Linked DNA regions of Homo sapiens: region 2 is linked to region 1. A link is an interaction called in ENCODE POLR2A ChIA-PET data of the cell type or tissue named here. Cell type or tissue: PC-9. All regions are shown on one strand. Each heading gives the region's core, and the rest is flanking DNA. Links, peaks and the distances in the headings are about the cores only. Region 1 overlaps GTF2IRD1 (GTF2I repeat domain containing 1). Region 2 overlaps EIF4H (eukaryotic translation initiation factor 4H).

What was found. Peaks named below come from ENCODE experiments on the same cell type or tissue, not always from the same donor. Only the 100,000 strongest peaks of a DNase experiment are listed, where the experiment ranks them.
Region 2: POLR2A ChIA-PET joins it to region 1 with 5 read pairs; 3 of 35 experiments call an interaction of 5 or more read pairs at or near these places.

Annotation. Positions count from the first base shown.
Region 1 is chr7:74,565,542-74,568,352 of GRCh38, forward strand. The region is part of intron 22 of GTF2IRD1 (GTF2I repeat domain containing 1); the gene reads left to right. Among named protein-coding and RNA genes, the nearest start is that of MIR10525, 29 kb to the right of the region's middle. In PC-9, for the core only: CTCF peaks have their summits at 1,402 (motif pointing left) and 1,605; a DNase peak (open chromatin) is centred at 1,410.
Region 2 is chr7:74,182,608-74,185,418 of GRCh38, forward strand. The region is part of intron 1 of EIF4H (eukaryotic translation initiation factor 4H); the gene reads left to right. Among named protein-coding and RNA genes, the nearest start is that of MIR590, 7.2 kb to the right of the region's middle. In PC-9, for the core only: CTCF peaks have their summits at 1,268 (motif pointing left) and 1,467; a DNase peak (open chromatin) is centred at 1,274; H3K27ac peaks cover 1,303 bases.

The DNA.
Region 1 (2,811 bases), core at 287-2,786:
AGAAAACCCAGGACAGCTAACGGGGGCTGTTCAGGATATGCTGGGAAGAAGCGGTGGTGACTAAGGCGGGAGAAACCCTCTACCCAGGTAGCTGCTGTAATATTCCATCCGAAGAACATTCTAGTAGGTCATAAAAACCTAAAGGGGGTCGGGCATGGTGGCTCATGCCTATAATCCCAGCGCTTTGGGAGGCCAGTGCAGGAGGATTGCTTGAAGCCAGGAGTTGGAGATCAGCCTGGGCAGCATAGTGAGAACCCATCTCTACAAAAAAAATTTTTTTTAATTAGCTGGGCATGGTGGTGGGTGGTGGCGCTTGCCTGTAGTCCTAGCTACCCAGGAGGCTGAGGCAGGAGGGTCACTTGAGCCCAGGAGTTTGAGGCTGCAGCGAGCTATGATCACAAAGCTCACATCACCTCACTTCAACCTGAGTGACAGAGTAAGACCCTCTCTCTAAAAGACACACAAACACACACACACACACACACACACACACACACCCTAAAGAGAAATGCAAATATATGCCCATGGTAGAAATTTGGAAAATACAGAAATCTAACAACCCAGATGGCTGTTCATTTTTATGATGATACATTTCTTCCAGATTTCCCCCCAAGCTTATTAATTTTACATCTCACTGTTCTTCTTTCTATAAATTTACACATTTAACCTTAAAACATAAACATGTTCCCATGTCTTTAAAAAGCTCTGTTCCCTCTTCAGGCTGTATCATGGTTATGTAACTACCCTGTCCCCCAGTTATGGACATTTGAGCAGCCCCTCACACCACAGACACCTAACACTCACGTCACACTTTTTTTTGAGACGGAGTCTCGCTCTGTCCCCCAGGCTGGACTGCAGTCGTGTGATCTCAACTCACCGTAACCTCCGCCTCCCGAGTTCAAGCAATTTTCCTGCCTCAGCCTCCCAAGTAGCTGGGATTACAGGTGCCCGCCACCATGCCAGGCTAATTTTCCTATTTTAGTAGAGACGGGGTTTTGCCATGTTGGCCAGGCTGGTCTCGAACTCCTGACCTCAGGCGATCCACCCGCCTCGGCTTCCCAAACTGCTGGGATTACAGGTGTGAGCCACCATGCCTGACCACGTCATACTTACGATTTGCCGGTTACAAAGCCCACTCACGTTACCACGTCATCTCCCCAAGTAGCTGGCCTTATTGGAGGGGACTGAGGCTCAGAGAGATTAAGCAGCTTTCTCAAGGTCACACAGTAGTGTGGTAGAGATTTGAACCTAAGTCTTTACCATTTTATTATACTTCGGAACCCAGGGCAGGCTCTACCACTAGCCTAGGGCTTGTTGTGTGTCCCTGAAGTGGGTTGCAGCCACGCCCTCTTTCCCACCACCCCTCTGGTCTCATCCACACAGGGTGGCTCTTTGCTGTCCCCTCCTGGCTACCAGCAGCTATTACACTGGTCCTGCCTGTGTAAACCTTTAGGCTTGTAGTTAATCCTTTGAGTTCATTTATTTGTACAACAAAAATGTATGGAGGGCCAGGCGCAGTGGCTCACGCCTGTAATCCTAGCACTTTGGGAGGCTGAGGCAGGCGGATCACAAGGTCAGGAGATCAAGACCATCCTGGCCAGCATGGTGAAACCCCGTCTCTACTAAAAATACAAAAATTCGCTGGGCATGGTGGCGCATGCCTGTAATCCCAGCTACTTGGGAGCCTGAGGCAGGAGAATCGCTTGAACCCGGGAGGCAGAGGTTGCAGTGAACTGAGATTGCACCACAGCACTCCAACCCGGCGACACAGCGAGACCCTGTCTCAAAAATAAAAAAGAAAAAAAAAAGGAGAGAGAGGTGGAAAGTCCGCAGGTGAAGCCCAGGGAGAAACTTACTGAAGGGGGTGATTGGTTGCACCAGCCTCTGCTGGGAGGTCAGTCCTAATGCCTGAGAGTAGACGGAGGTGCTAAGCAACAGGTTGCAGTGGGATGGTTCAGAGCAATTTTGGGGGAAGTGGTGGGGACCAGAGTGGAATAGTGGGCTCAAGAGACAATGAGAAAGGCAAGTGATTGAATCTGCCAAGGACCAAGCACCAAAGTGCCAGCTCACTGCCACCCTCAGTAAAGACTAACTTGCCCTTTCCCCCAACTCCCCTCCCAGAAGTAGCTTGCTCTCCTCTGCCTGCCACACATCGGGGGGGTCAGGTCTAAAAGGATCACCTTTTAGAGGGCAGGAGAGAATGAACAAGAGTTGAGAGTGGAATGGCTGCAGAGAGGGCTTTCTTTTTTTTGGTGGAGGGAGGGGACAGAGTCTCGCTCTATTGCCCAGGCTGGAGTGCAGTGGCGTGATCTCGGCTCACTGCAACCCCCGCCTCCCGGGTTCAAGTGATTCTCCTGCCTCAGCCTCCCGAGTAGCTGGGATTACAGGCGCGTGCTATCGCGCCCGACTATTTTTTGTATTTTTTAGTAGAGATGGGGTTTCACCATGTTGGCCAAGCCGGTGTCAAACTCCTGACCTCAAATGATCCACCTGCCTCAGCCTCCCAAAGTGCTGGGATTACATATATGACCCACCACACCCAGCCAAGAGAGGGTTTTAGAGGTAGGAACAGCAGCTGCATGATCTTCAGCAGATTCAGTAGAGAGGGAAGTGAGCTGTGGGAGAGGAAGGAGGATGGGGGGAATGGCAAGAAAAGGAGCACCCTGCTTAGAAAGGGAACGGAGCTGGGTGTGGTGGCTCACGCCTGTAATCCAGCACTTTGGGAGGCCGAGGCAGTAGGATCACTTGAGCCCAGGAGTTTGAGACCAGCCACATAACAAGACTGCATCTCTATTTAAAAAAAAAAAAAAA
Region 2 (2,811 bases), core at 74-2,573, 380 kb before region 1:
TAGTCTTGCCCTGTTGCCCAGGCTGGAGTGCAGTTGCACAATCACAGTCCCAAAGTGCTGGGACTACAGGCCGGAGCCACATGCCCATGCCCAGCCTTGAGCACTCAACTTTCTGTTGCATCTACTTACTGGATACATCCCTACCCTCATAACATCTACTCTGTACATTGGCTTCTTTTTATAGTTACCCTCTCTCAGTCTCCTTTGACACCTACAGATCTTTTCTGGCTCACCCTAAGGGTTCAGTATTGGCCCCATCTGCCATCTGGAAGTGGAGTCCCACTTCTGTTGCTCTCTGCTGTGCTGCATATCCTGGCTCCCAACTGCTCCACCCTGGTGAAACTGTTCTCATTGCTATCTTCCAGATTTTCTGCAGTCCTTTGCTTGTGACGTGATTTCTCCTTTCCAAATTATCAGCTCCTTGAGGGCAGAAACCGAGTCTTAGGTTTGTGCCTTCTCTACATTCTCTCCACCCTTCATAGACATGCAGATACGTGGTTGATTTGAGTAAGGAAAAGTGATTTGCCTGTCAAGGATTTTAGTCACACTTGGAGCCGAAAGTAGGGTTTCCTAAATTACTGAGGCTGTAATTGACTACTTTAATCTTTCATAATCAATAGACTGTCCCTAATGGGCAGTAGAAAGGACACTGCTCAGTAGTGGCAGGGAGTTTGCAGCACAGACCTTGACTTCAGGTGTCCTGAATTGGCACGCTCTGCTGATCTGTTCCTGTTCTACACGCACTCCTGCCAGCCCAGTGTAGCCTCAGGCCTGTTGGGTCTACCCAGGAGCATGGCAGAATTATATAGCACTTGGTACTTAGGAAATGTTTTTATGGTCAGTTTTAAACTTATAAAATCAAGATTGAAATATAACAGACAAGAAAACATAGGTACAGAGGTAATTTGGCAGAGGTCCTACATCAAGCTAGCTAAGGTGTCAAGTGAACCTGTTCTCCCATGTGTTGTTATTGATCTGTGTAGGAATGTACTGAATTTCACGAAACACAGCTTATTTATTTAGGTAGTAGTCCCCCAAACTTGAATCTAGTGAAAGGTGGCAGACATTTTAGCTCAGAGTTTTCTGACATTTGATTTTGTAAATGAATCGGTGGGTAACAGATCTGTGTCATCCTATGTGATGTGATGTGATGTCATCCTATGTGATGTGTACTCTGGGGTACTCACATCCTATGTGATGTGTCTCAAGTGACTGTCACACAGTGGACACTTTACCAGTGCTAGCTTGAATGAGGTCTACCTCCATGGCCCAGCCCTGCTGCCCCCTAGTGATTTCATTGAATGGGATGAAAAGGTAAAAAGTGCTTAAGACCTGTAGAAGGGACTACATCAGGTAGGGTATGGGAATATTTAGGACTACTTTGGTAATTATTGAAAAGTCTAGAGTATTAAGCCACTGGTGGTTTTGTGAGGCACGAGTGAGTTGAACAGTTTGGTGGGCTTTGGTGTATCTTTGCTCCAGAATTATATCACCAGTTAGCTGTTAGGTGCTGCCATTTGGTAACGTGCCAACTTTTCAAAAATGGTTTGCCCCAAACTAGATTTTTCTATCTTCTCCAAAGCCAGAGCCACCTTCCTGTCCTAGTGCATTTTTAGCAGTGCCCCGTCATCTTACTGGCATTCACCTGGGCTTCCTGTGCTCAATCAGGGGTCAAGTCTGGCCTGATCTCAGTTCCACAGTTCCTCTACTCTGTAAGTTCGAGCACAATTAGCAAGCCTTCGCACCTCCATTTTCCTTACTTAGCAACTACATCAAACACCCGAGAGTTTATCATCTCTCTTCATCCTCACCCTCCTTTTTAGTTTTTATGTATATGTTACACATTCATACACACAAACATACCTGCATATATACATGTGTTTTATACGTCCCACACAACTGTGAGCTGCTTACATACAAGACAGTCTTTTAACATCATTACGCATCACTAGATGTTTAATGTTGAGTAATGAATTTAAACTGTTTTTAACATTGACCCTCCATTTTTATGGTTTTCCACATGTTTATACTGTATCTTGTTTTTTGTTTGTTTGGTTTTGTTGTTGTTTTTTGTGCTTTTTTGTTTGTTTTTTGTGTTTTTTTGTTTTTGTTTTTTTGAGATGGAGTCTCGCTCTGTAGCCCAGGCTGAAGCGCAGTGACACAGTCTCAGCTCACTGCAAGCTCCACCTCAGCCTCTGAAGTAGCTGGGATTACAAGTGTGTGCTACCACACCTGGCTAGTTTTTGTATTTTTAGTAGAGACGGAGTTTTACCATGTTGGCCAGGCTGGTCTTGAACTTCTGGCCTCAAGTGATCCACCCACCTTGACCTCCCGAAGTGCTGGGATTACAGGTATGAGCCACTGTGCCCCGCCTTTTTGTTGTTGTTGTTGTTTCTTCAGTTGGAGACAGTCTCCTTCTGTCACCCAGGCTGGAGTGCAGTGGTGCCATCACAGTTCACTGCAGCAACAACCTCCTGGGCTCAGGTGATCCTCCCACCTCAGCCTCCCAGGTAGCTTGGGACTACAAGTGTGGACCATCACTCCCGGCTAATTTTTTGTATTTTTTATAGAGATGGGGTCTTACTGTGTTGCCCAGGCTGGTCTTGAACTCCTGGCTTTAAGTGATCCTCCCGCCTCAGCCTCCCAAACTGTTGGGATTACAGGCATGAGCCACTGGGCCCGGCTTTATACTGTAACTCATATATTTATTATCCCGTCCTAAATAGTATCTTACTGAAAATATTTTAGGATTTATGATTTCGGAGATATCAGCGATAGAGTACTATTGGCAAAGGTTATTGAAATGCAAAG